2 separate regions of the Homo sapiens genome follow, and region 2 is linked to region 1. A link is a loop called in an ENCODE intact Hi-C map of the cell type or tissue named here. Cell type or tissue: CD14-positive monocyte. All regions are shown on one strand. Each heading gives the region's core, and the rest is flanking DNA. Links, peaks and the distances in the headings are about the cores only. Region 1 has its middle 22 kb from the start of SCIRT. Region 2 has its middle 8.4 kb from the start of SPATS1.

The links. Hi-C counts contacts between places; a loop is a spot of excess contacts. Peaks named below come from ENCODE experiments on the same cell type or tissue, not always from the same donor. Only the 100,000 strongest peaks of a DNase experiment are listed, where the experiment ranks them.
Region 2: it touches region 1 in a loop (5-fold over the local background); 70 of 110 quality-filtered maps call a loop at or near these places.

What each region holds. Positions count from the first base shown.
Region 1 is chr6:44,094,200-44,099,574 of GRCh38, reverse strand. No RefSeq gene overlaps it. Among named protein-coding and RNA genes, the nearest start is that of SCIRT, 22 kb to the right of the region's middle. RefSeq lists an enhancer at 369-538 and silencers at 2,582-2,751, 2,529-2,823. In CD14-positive monocyte, for the core only: a CTCF peak has its summit at 2,679 (motif pointing left); a DNase peak (open chromatin) is centred at 2,664.
Region 2 is chr6:44,331,564-44,336,938 of GRCh38, reverse strand. No RefSeq gene overlaps it. Among named protein-coding and RNA genes, the nearest start is that of SPATS1, 8.4 kb to the left of the region's middle. In CD14-positive monocyte, for the core only: no CTCF peak of the experiment used is centred there; a DNase peak (open chromatin) is centred at 2,778; H3K27ac peaks cover 1,690 bases.

The sequences.
Region 1 (5,375 bases), core at 195-5,194:
AAACCTCCAGTGGTTCCCAAGTTGAGAACCCCTGTGAGAGGTGTTTGCTAACAATGTGACAGATGAGAAGAGATGACTGTCCATGCCCTGCACAGAGCACATACCACAGTGCCCAGAGAGGTCTGTACATACTCGTTTCAGCCTGTTTTTAATAGAATTGGAAACAATCTGAATAGCCATCAGTAGGGGCCTGGGTAAATAAGCAAAGTCCATGTGTGCCATGGAGTAGCACACAACTGTTCCAAGAAAGGATGGTGTAGGTATAGATAGATGTAGCTCTCCAAGACATATTGTTGAATGGAAAAAAGCCTGTTGAAGAGTGATATACCTCACACATTATTGTGGGTTTTTTGTTTTTTTTTTTTTTTAAGACAGGGTCTCACTCTGTCACCCAGGCTGGAGTGCAGTGGTGCAATCTCAGCTCACTTCTGCCTCCATACGCCGGGTTCAAGGTGTCTCAACCTCCTGCATAGCTGGGATCACAGGCCACCATGCCCAGATAATTTTTGTGTTTTTAGTAGAGACGCGTTTTCGCCATGTTGACCAGGCCGGTCCCGAACTCCTGGTCTCAAGTGATTCACCCGCCTCGTTCTCCCAAAGTGCCGGGATTACAAGCATGAACCACTGTGCCCGGCCCCACACACATTATTTATGTAAAATCACTTAACAACGTTATTTCCTACAAATACAGAAAAATTTATGGGACTGGGTGCAGTGGCTCACACCTATAATCCCAGCACTTTGGGAGGCTGAGGTGGGTGGTCACTCGAGACCAGGAGTTCGAGACCAGCCTGGCCAACATGGTGAAACCCCGTCTCTACTAAAAATACAAAAATTAGCTGGGCCTGGTGGTGTGCACCTGTAATCCCAGCCACTTGGGAGGCTGAGCATGAAGATCACCTGAACCTGGGAGGCAGAGGTTGTGGTGAGCTGTGATATCACACCACTACATTCCCTGCACTCCAGCCTGGGCACCAGAGCAAGATACCCTGTCTCAAAAAAAAAAAAAAAAAAAGGCAAAAAAGCACAAGAATGATACCCAAGACAGTGCTAATAGTGGGAGTTCCTTTGGGGAGGAGGGAGGTAGAAGGTTCCTGGTCAAAGGTGACACAGCTCTGTAGTGCTTTAATTTTTTAATAAAGAGACTATATCCCTCTATTATTTGTGTACTTAAAATCACAAATAATTTTAAAATGCAATGCACATACCATGTGTATGGGGGAATGAGGGCAAGAGGAAGGGATTCTGAAGGAGGTGGTGTGGGGTAGAGCTTTTATATCAGACAAGCCTGTATTCCAGTCCTGACCTTGACAATTACCTGCCAGTGACTTCAGGCAAGTCACCTTACTCTCTGAGTCTCAGCCTCCTCATTTGAGAAGTCAGGATGACAATGTCTGCCTTCCAGGGCTCTTGTGTGGATATGGAGTAGGCCGTAGAATTCTTGGCACATAGTAGGTGCTCAGCGTATCAATCATAGCCATTATTGTTATTTCAAATTTCAGCCAAAAATAATCACTTGAGCTCTTAGTAGGTGACAGTTGGATTAAGGACATTGGGACTGTATCTGGTTCAATCAGGGATGACTTCCTGGGGGAGGAGGGGCTTGAGCTACTTAAATATATGTGGGAAGTGGGGCAGCATTGAGTTAGAGAGAGGGCTGTGTGCAGAGGCCAGGGAGGGATTATGCCTGTGTGCCTATTATTAGTAATGATATTACTTATTTCCATATTATAGACAAAGAGGGAGAGTCCAAGTAACTTGTCCACAGACACATAGCTAGTAAGTGTAGGGTGTTCACATGGAAGGGATGGGCAGAGGAAGAGAAATGGGAAAATGCAGGAAACTGGGATAGTTCTGTGGGAGGAGAAGGGAGAAAAAGAATGGGCTTTGTAATCAGAAAGGCTCCTGAAGAGAGGGATGTGGGGGATTTAACAGGCCAGCCATTGCCCTTTACTTAAAAAAAAAAATGCCCAGGGGAGATGTAGGACCTTAAGGTCTTACCTTTGCAAGACGCTCTTGACAGAGGCCACTGGCTCTCCATCTCCCTTGGGCCCAAGCAGAAAGGATTGGGGCCCCTCCCCACAGGAAGGGGTGCTAGGCTGACTAGTCCTAGGAGGCTGGGCGTCTTTTCCCCAGGAACCCTCCAAGAACTGGGTGGGTTGAGAGCTGGCTGGCAGTACTGTGCCAAATGAAGTCGCTGCATGCCCTGTAACCTGGCAATTCCGCTTCTTAGGTTTTCAGGCCGAGCCGTAACGGTTCCTGTCAAGGACGGTCATGGCAGGGTTGCTGGGGTGTTGGAGGGAACTTGGGTGCCTGTCGCCCTCAGAGTGGGTAAATAAATGTGGAAGGTGCCCACCAGAAACTAAATGTGCTCACAGCAACATGAATGAGGTTTAAAAATACAGTGCTGAGCGAAAACAATTAAGAAATATATCTATAATGTGTGTGTGTGTTTTTTATATATATATATATATATATATATATATATATTACTAATTGTGAAACTAAAAAATACATGCACTTGTTTTGCAAGGACACATACAAATGGTTGGCTATGGGTTAGGATGAGGAATGAGAATAAAAATGAGATAAATGCAGAGTGTGGTGAAATCCAGTTCCTCTGCAGGTGGAAAGGGTGGCCAAGCGGTCAACCCACATTTCTGTGCACATTGTGCCATCTAGTGGGCAAAGGGGCGTTCAGCTGCCCTGGTCCTGGAGCTGGTGCAACTATGGCACCATGACATCCTGGGCAGGTGCTGCCTCAGCTGGGCCCCCAGAGCAGAGGTGAGAGGTGAGTGCTGCCTGTCAAGTGGGGGCCAGGCACAGCCTGCTGTAGGCCTGGCCAGTGGGGCTGGTAGCCATTTCTGTTGCAGCAGGGAGGAGGGTTCAGACAGGCCTGCCTGCCTCCAGGAGCTGTCTGATGTCAGGGCTGGCTCTTCACCGCCTGCTATGGCAGGCAGGCAGGTGGTTCCTGAGAAGGGAGTGGCTGAGACTCTGATGCCAGATTTTCACATGTAGCCCTCCCTTCTGGCAGGAAAGAGAGCATCTGGCAGGATCATTGTGAAAGCAAAGAGGAGAGAGGAGAGCAGGTAGAGACACTCAGAGTCTAGAGAGAGCAATGACTACCTTGAGGTGGAGTACGGAGGACAGACCCTGGCACCAGACTGCCAGGGTTCACATCCCTTGGGCAAGTCCCCTGTGCATCAGTTTCCCCTCCTTGGAATGTAATAGTACGTACCTTGTAGGGTTGAAGTGAGTCAAAATAAGGCACTTAAAACAGGTCCCCTTTCCGGGTCAGGGCTGTGTAAGTGTTGTCCACTCTCAGTATCTGAGGTTCACCCAACTCCTGTAAAGCCAGCACCCTGCTCTCATCCTTCATGAGAGTCATGGGGCATGAACAGAATGCCCTGGGCTGATGGGGGTCACTGCAGCAGGGCCTGGGGCTATAGGCTAGGAAGGGACTCCAGCCATGGACCCAGGCCAAACTGTGGAGGGAGGTGGGGTGAAGCAGGGCGGGGCCTGGGGCTGGGGACACTGCATTCTTTTTTTGTTTTTTGAGACGGAGTTTCGCTCTCGTCACCCAGATTGGAGTGCAATGGCGCCATCTCGGGTTCAAGCGATTCTCCTGCCTCAGCCTCCCAAGTAGCTGGGATTACGGGCTCCTCCCACCACGCCCAGCTAATTTTTTGTATTTTTAGTAGAGACAGGGTTTCACCATGCTGGCCAGGCTGGTCTCGAACTCCTGACCTCAGGTGATCCGCCAACCTTGGCCTCCCAAAGTACTGGGATTTTACAGGCATGAGCCACCACGCCCAGCTGGACACCCCATTCTTGGGGTCTGTAAAAATACTTTCTTGGCCGGGTGTGGTAGCTCATTCCTGTAATCCTAGCACTTTGGGAGGCTAAGGAGGGTGGGTCACCTGAGATCAGGAGTTCGAGACCAGCTGGCCAACATGGTGAAAACCTGTCTCTACTAAAAATACAAAAATTAGCTGGGTGTGGTGGCACACGCCTGTAGTTTCAGCTACTCAGGAGGCTGAGGCAGGAAAATCGCTTGAACTCGGGAGGCAGAGGTTGCAGTGAGCCAAGATCGCACCATTGCACTCCAGCCTGGGCAACAAGAGTGAAACTCCTTCTCAGTCTTGGTTACCTCTGGGGCTTGACGGGCCCTGTCCTGCCCCACCTCTCTCTACAGCCTCTGGCCATTTATTTTAGCTGCCCCTCCCCACACACCAGCCTCTCCAGGCCCCTGCATCACAGTCATCTTTCTAAAGCACAGTACAGCTCAGCCTGTTGAAGAACCTGCCTTGGCTCCTCGTTGCCCAGAAATTCAATGTAGACATCCTTGGTAGGCATTCAGGGTCCCTTCTGGTCTGGCCCACCCTGCCTTCCACGCCCATCTCCCGCCAGTTCTACTCTCAGCAACTCCATTGCCTCTCAGCTCCCACCAGGCCTCATGTTCCACATCCCTGGCCTTGCTCAAGTTATTCTCCTTGTTTTGAGCGCTCGTCCTCCCCACTTTTCCACCTGGCAAAATCCTCCTCATTCTTAGGGACCCAGTTAGTTCCTCCATGAAGACTTCCCCGGCAAACTGTGTCCCCCCACCCCAGGCTTCTGTCATAAACCACTTGTCATTAATCACTTAACAGTTATCACATTTTGTCACAGCCAGCCAGTTCCTGTTCAGTGAGTAGAGGAAAGAAAACATGGACTTTGTTACCAGACTATATGATGGAATCTCAGCTTGGCTACTCACCAGCTATGCGACCCTGGGCAAGTTACTTAACCTCTGAGCTTTGGTTTTCTCATCTACTAAATGGGGATAATGCTCATATTTAACCCGGATTCCTCACCAGGCCTGCAAAGCCTTGCCTGCCTCCTGTCTCCTGTTGCTCTCCACATCTCACCCACATCAACGTCCCTGCCCCTCCTTGAACATTCTCAGTCCTTTCTTGCGTCCCTGCCTTTGCACCTGCCCTTCTCTACCTGGAATGTTTCCTTCTCATTCCATTCTCCACCTCATTTCCAATGTCACCTCCTCAGAGAGGCCCTCTGCAACCACCTTCTCTAAATCCCCCGCCTGGTTTTGCTTCATCTTACTTTCTGTTTATTTTCTTCTAGGGCTTATCCCAACCTGAAATTTCCCTACTTTCTGGCTTGCTTGTCAGCTCCGTGAGTGTGGGGCTCTTTTCTCTGGGAACTCAGAAGATGAACAGACTTGATACGTGTTAGTCCTGGCCTCTCCTCTTCCTCCAAGCCACACCTGCTCATCTGTGAGCCCCTTCAGGGCAGGGCATCATGTCCTCCTCATTTTTGCTTTCTTGACCCTGAGCAGTATGCCTGGTCCATAGTGAACCCTTAGCCTGTATTTGCTG
Region 2 (5,375 bases), core at 162-5,161, 240 kb before region 1:
CCAAGTTGGAGACGAAGAGGCATTAAATAATCCATATTCTAAAGAGAACGAACATTCATCCACAGAAGGCCAGACTATTACTGGAGCCTATTAAGAGGCTGCCAAATCTCTGAACATTGCTGAATATTTGTTACTTTTGCAGAAAAAATAAGCAAATAAATGTTATTGTGGTCTTCAACCCAGCCAATACTGTGAAAATAAGCATTATGACGTTATAAGAACAAGCGCAGTCTTCAGAATCAAACTTCCCGAGCGCAAATCTTGCCACTCCTGCTTACCAGCTGTCCACTCTAGGTAAGTTATTCAGCCCCTGTGAGCCTCAGTTTCCTCATCTGTAAACGGAGATCATAATAGTACTTCCCTCATAAGGTTGAGAGGATTCATGAATAAATACATGTCACTTAGAATGACAGGCACATGGTAGGAAGTCAATAACTGTGTGCTTTTGTTATGAAGAGCAATTCCTTCTATGACTGATTTATATAATAAAGAAGTACAAACACTCAACTCTGATGCAAGAGGACCTGTACAGTATTTGGCTTGTTCTCTTGGGGAAGAGTGGAGGAGAGAAACCAATAGAAGAAATTTCATTCTTGCAAGTTGTTAAAGAGCTAAAGGTTCTTGGGGAAGAAGTGAGATCATCTCCTTACCGTGCTCATCATGAACTCTGAGAGGAGGGTGGCTACATCCTCCTGCATCTTCACTCAGATTTGAACCAGGACCAGGGACAGACTGAAACCCTCCAGAAGGGCCAGCTTTTAGAAGACAATGGGGAAGACTGCCTCCTGAGAGAGACGGGCTTCTCCACACAAACTCTAAGAAAAATGCAAAAATGGCTAGGTAGGGAGCTCATTGGCCTTGGAAATTCTCCCCTAAAAAAAAGAGTGCAAGGCAGAACTAGGGCAAGATTCTATGGTAGGTTAGGAAAAGAAATGCAAGTTAGCATGGCAGGATCTTCCTGGTTTAAAAAGCCCCAGCTGTTGTTTTGTTGAAGGTCATATGATCCATTTCACAAACCACAGGTGCAGCAGAGGGGTCACCTAGCTCATGGTGGAATTGCCAACTATAAAATAGCATTTCCACAGCCCAAGCTGGTGGCAAGAGGTAGCATGCTGCTGAGCTCTGCCATCTGCTCTTTCAGGTCCACCTCCACTTTTCTTTCCCCCTACAAGCATAAGAATAGACAGATTTCCCGAGAAACAGAGAAAGGGGAAAGAAAACAAAAGCCAGCAGGTTGGCTGATGTGGGCTGAGGAACAAATGGTGGAAGTCAGATTTCTGCTCAGGGTATTGCCAAGGAGAGATCTGTAAGAAATGGACATGTCTTGTTTTTCTGAGCCTAGATATTTCTTAAAAGTAGAAGGCCGAGTGCAGTGGCTCACGCCTGTAATCCCAGCACTTTGGGAGGCCAAGGCGGGTGGGTCACCTGAGGTCAGGAGATCAAGACCATCCTGGCCAACATCATGAAACCCCGTCTCTACTAAAAATACAAAAAATTAGCTGGATGTGGTGGTGCGTGCCTGTAATCCCAGCTACTCAGGAGGCTGAGTGCGACAGTCTATTTGCTGGGACTTCGACTTTTTTTTTAGACGGAGCCTCACTCTGTCGCCAGGCTGAAGTGCAGTGGTGCAATCTCTGCTCACTGCAACCTCTGCTACCTAGGTTCAAGCGATTCTCATGCCTCAGCCTCCCGAGTAGCTGGGATTACAGGCACGCACCACCACATCCAGCTAATTTTTTGTATTTTTAGTAGAGATGGGGTTTCACCATGTTGGCCAGGATGGTCTTGATCTCCTGACCTCAGGTGATCTGCTCGCCTCGGCCTCTCAAAGTGCTGGGATTACAGGCGTGAGCCACTGCGCTCGGCCTTCTACTTTTAAGAAATATCTAGGCTCAGAAAAACAAGACATATCCATTTCTTACTGAACGCCAGATATCAGTCTCATTACAAAATGGCAGCATAAGTTGTGCATGGTAGCACATACCTGTAGGCCCAGCTACTCAGGAGGCTAAGGCAGGAAGATCACTTGAGCCCAAGAGTTCAAGGCCAGCTTGGGCAACATAGCAAGACCCCAACTCAAAAAAAGAAAAAAGAAAAGAAATGGTGACATAGCTATTGATGCTAATTAATGGTGGGCTTCACTCTGTGCCAGGCATTGTGTCAGAGGCTCCCCGCATTAACTCTTTGTAACAGTCCTGTGGGGATAGGTACTGTTATTATCCCCATTACCCCCTAGCCTGCGTTTGGAGAGATTAAGTAGCTTCCTCAAGGTCACAGGACCTTTCAGAGCCCTGCTCACACCAACATGGCCTGGAAGTTCTGCTTCGGAGGGCTGGTTCCCTGTACTAATGACTGTGTAGAGTTAGGGAGCTCCCAGCTAGTGATGCCAATACCCATTCAGCAGCGTTCTCCTTAGATCTCACATGCCCCACCTTTCCATTATTGTTCCATTGACATAGCATGACTATAAGCCCAGGTTGACCCCATAACTGGAAATCCTGACCCTGTTAGGAGTCAAACTTCTACTCTCTGGAAGCCTCCTGGATATTGGCAACACTGAACAAAGATACCAGAAAGGCCCAGTACTCTGCAGAGGCACAGAGGAGGGGTGTGTGGGGAGGGGGGCTGCCACTCCATCCAGGCTCTGTTGGGCTGCAGTGCAGTATTCCTTTCCTCCATCCTCTCCACCTTGTTCCTGCAGGCCCTTCCCCACATGCTGTCTGCTCAGATCCCACCATCACTTCCGTATCGACTCACACATCAGCCACCTACTTCACTTGCCCTTTTACTCTTGGCTTCTGTATTTTGGCCTTTGTATTACTCAGCTATTGCAAAAATAATGTTGTGTAACAAACTACCTCAAACTCAGTGTCCTACAACAACGAACACCTATTTTGCTCACTCACGAGTCTGGAGGTCAGCTAGCATCAATCTGCTTCAGGCTAGACCTGGTCAGCTAAGCCTGGCTTCAGACTGCAGCTCAGATCCAGGTTCGCTCCCTGGGATTTATCTCATTCCCTAGGGATCAGCAGCAGCTCCCTAAGGCCTGTTCTTCTCATGTCAAATGGCATAGCACACGATGGGTGGGTGAAAACACATCATGTCTCTTGAGGCCTGTGTCTGAATTGCTGCACTGCCACTTTTGCTCATATTCTGTTGGCCAAAGCAGGTCACATGGGAAAACTCAAAATCAGTGAGGTGAACACATAGACTCCATCTGCACACGTGGGAGATAATGCAAAGTCACGTGGCGCAGAGAGTGGCTGTATTGTTCTAACACAGGGAGGCTGTGATGAGTGGAGGACGATTATTGAGTCCTGTGAATTTCATCCATCCTCAACGTTCCTCCAAGACACCCATGAGGTCAGGAAGCCCTTGGTTCTTGTTACTTTGCAAATGGAGGGAAAACGCCTTCCTCTTCAGTCTTCTGCAGCTCCAGAGAGGAACTTGTGGTCCACATTTATGACGACTGGACTGCTCGCTGGTTCGTTGTGGGCTTTGGAGGGAGACAGGCCCAGCTGCAGGACTGGCCATTTCCTCCAAACCAAATGTCATCGTGATTTCCAGGCTCTGGAGTGAGAAGTGGACATGTTCTCCCAGCACACTTCAATCTTGTCAAATTTCCATTCTGCTCTTTCATTTTCCAGAAATACTCTAAAACAGATGTGCCTTTCTCTCACATGAAAAAGGCCTTTAAAAGCCCCAGATGTTCCTTATTCAGCTAAACAGGATTCAGGAGATTATTCAGCTAAAACAGATTTAGGAGAAGGGGTAATGGCAGGAAAGAAGCAGAACTGCGTAATTAACACTTTTTCTTTTTCCAAACAGAGGCTGTTTTGAATACAAAACCTACCTATTTAGGAAGAAATCTTTCAGAGGAGATGAAGAGGAAAAATTCAGAAATCATCACTAGTAGAAGCAGCATCCTTCAAACATAGCTTCCATTTGTTCTGAGAGATGGTGTTCACAGCACCACTGGGCTCTTAACCGAATCCACTTAAGTGGAAGGAATCCACTTATTACTGTGACGGGCAAGAGGAGTTAACTGTGAAGCTGGCAGCTCCTCCTGCTCACACTGGAGACTGCGGTCCGACATGGAAACATTAGCTGCATCACAGTTTCTCACAGTAATGACAGGAAATGAGAGAAAAATCCCTGTGCACAGTCTTCAAGGCAGCGTAGCTGGCTGGGGACCGTCATCACATGGCTTAACACTAATACACTTAGGCCAAATAAAGAGAAACAGGAGGCACATGATGTCAGGTGCTCAGGGTCACAGCTAGTGACTCATGACCACATATAACGTATCTGGAATAGTCAGATTGATGGAGGCAGAAAGTAGAATGGTGGGTGCCAGGGGCCGTGGGGAGGGGAATGGGGACTTCATGTTTAATGAGTACAGAGCTTCAGTCGAGGTGATGAAAAAGTTCTGGAGATGGATAGCAGTGATGACTACACAACAGTGTGAGTGTACTCAATGCCACTGAATTGTACACTTAAAATTGTTAAAATGGGGCCAGGAGTGGTGGCTCATGCCTGTAATCCCAGCTACTCAGGAGGCTTCGGCAGGGAGAAATGCTTGAACCCAGGAGGCGGAGGTTGCAGTGAGCCGAGATCGCGCCACTGCACTCCAGCCTGGGCGACAGAGCAAGACTGTCTCAAAGACAAAAACAACAACAACAAAAAATCGTTAAAATGGCAAATACTGTGTTATGTATATTTTACAACTACATAAATAACATTTTTGAAAGTCCATGACCCCCAGAAAATGCATCCAGCAATTCACCTGTGCATTTTTCTGCACATATGTTATACTTCAATGACAAGTTTTAATATGGTAGAGAAATAAATATAAAAATGAGAGCTAGAAATAAGTGCTATGAGGCCGGGCACAGTGGCTCATGCCTGTAATCCCAACACTTTGCGAGGCCGAGGCAGGCGGATCACTTGAGTCCTGGAGTTCAAGACCAGGCTGGCCAACATGGCAAAATCCCATCTCTACTAAAAATACAAAAATTAGCCAGGCGTGGTGGCAGGCGCCTGTAATCCCAGCTGCTCGGGAGGCTGAGGTACAAGAATCACTTGAACCCAGGAGGCGGAGGCTACAGTGAGCCAAGATCACGCCACTGCACTCCAGCCTGGGTGACAGAGTGAGAATCTGTCTCAAAAAAAAAAAAAAGAAAGAAAAGAAAGAAGTGCTATGAAGAAAATGAAATAGTGTAAGGGCATGGAGAATAAAGGAAGGGGAAGCAGGACGCAGGGCACAGTGCTCAGAAGGTTGTGTTATGAATTTAATTCTCTCTTCTAAGAACACCAGGAAGCAATTTTATACTCTCTTTTTTTTTTGTAGGCAGAGATTAGATTAAAATTCAAGC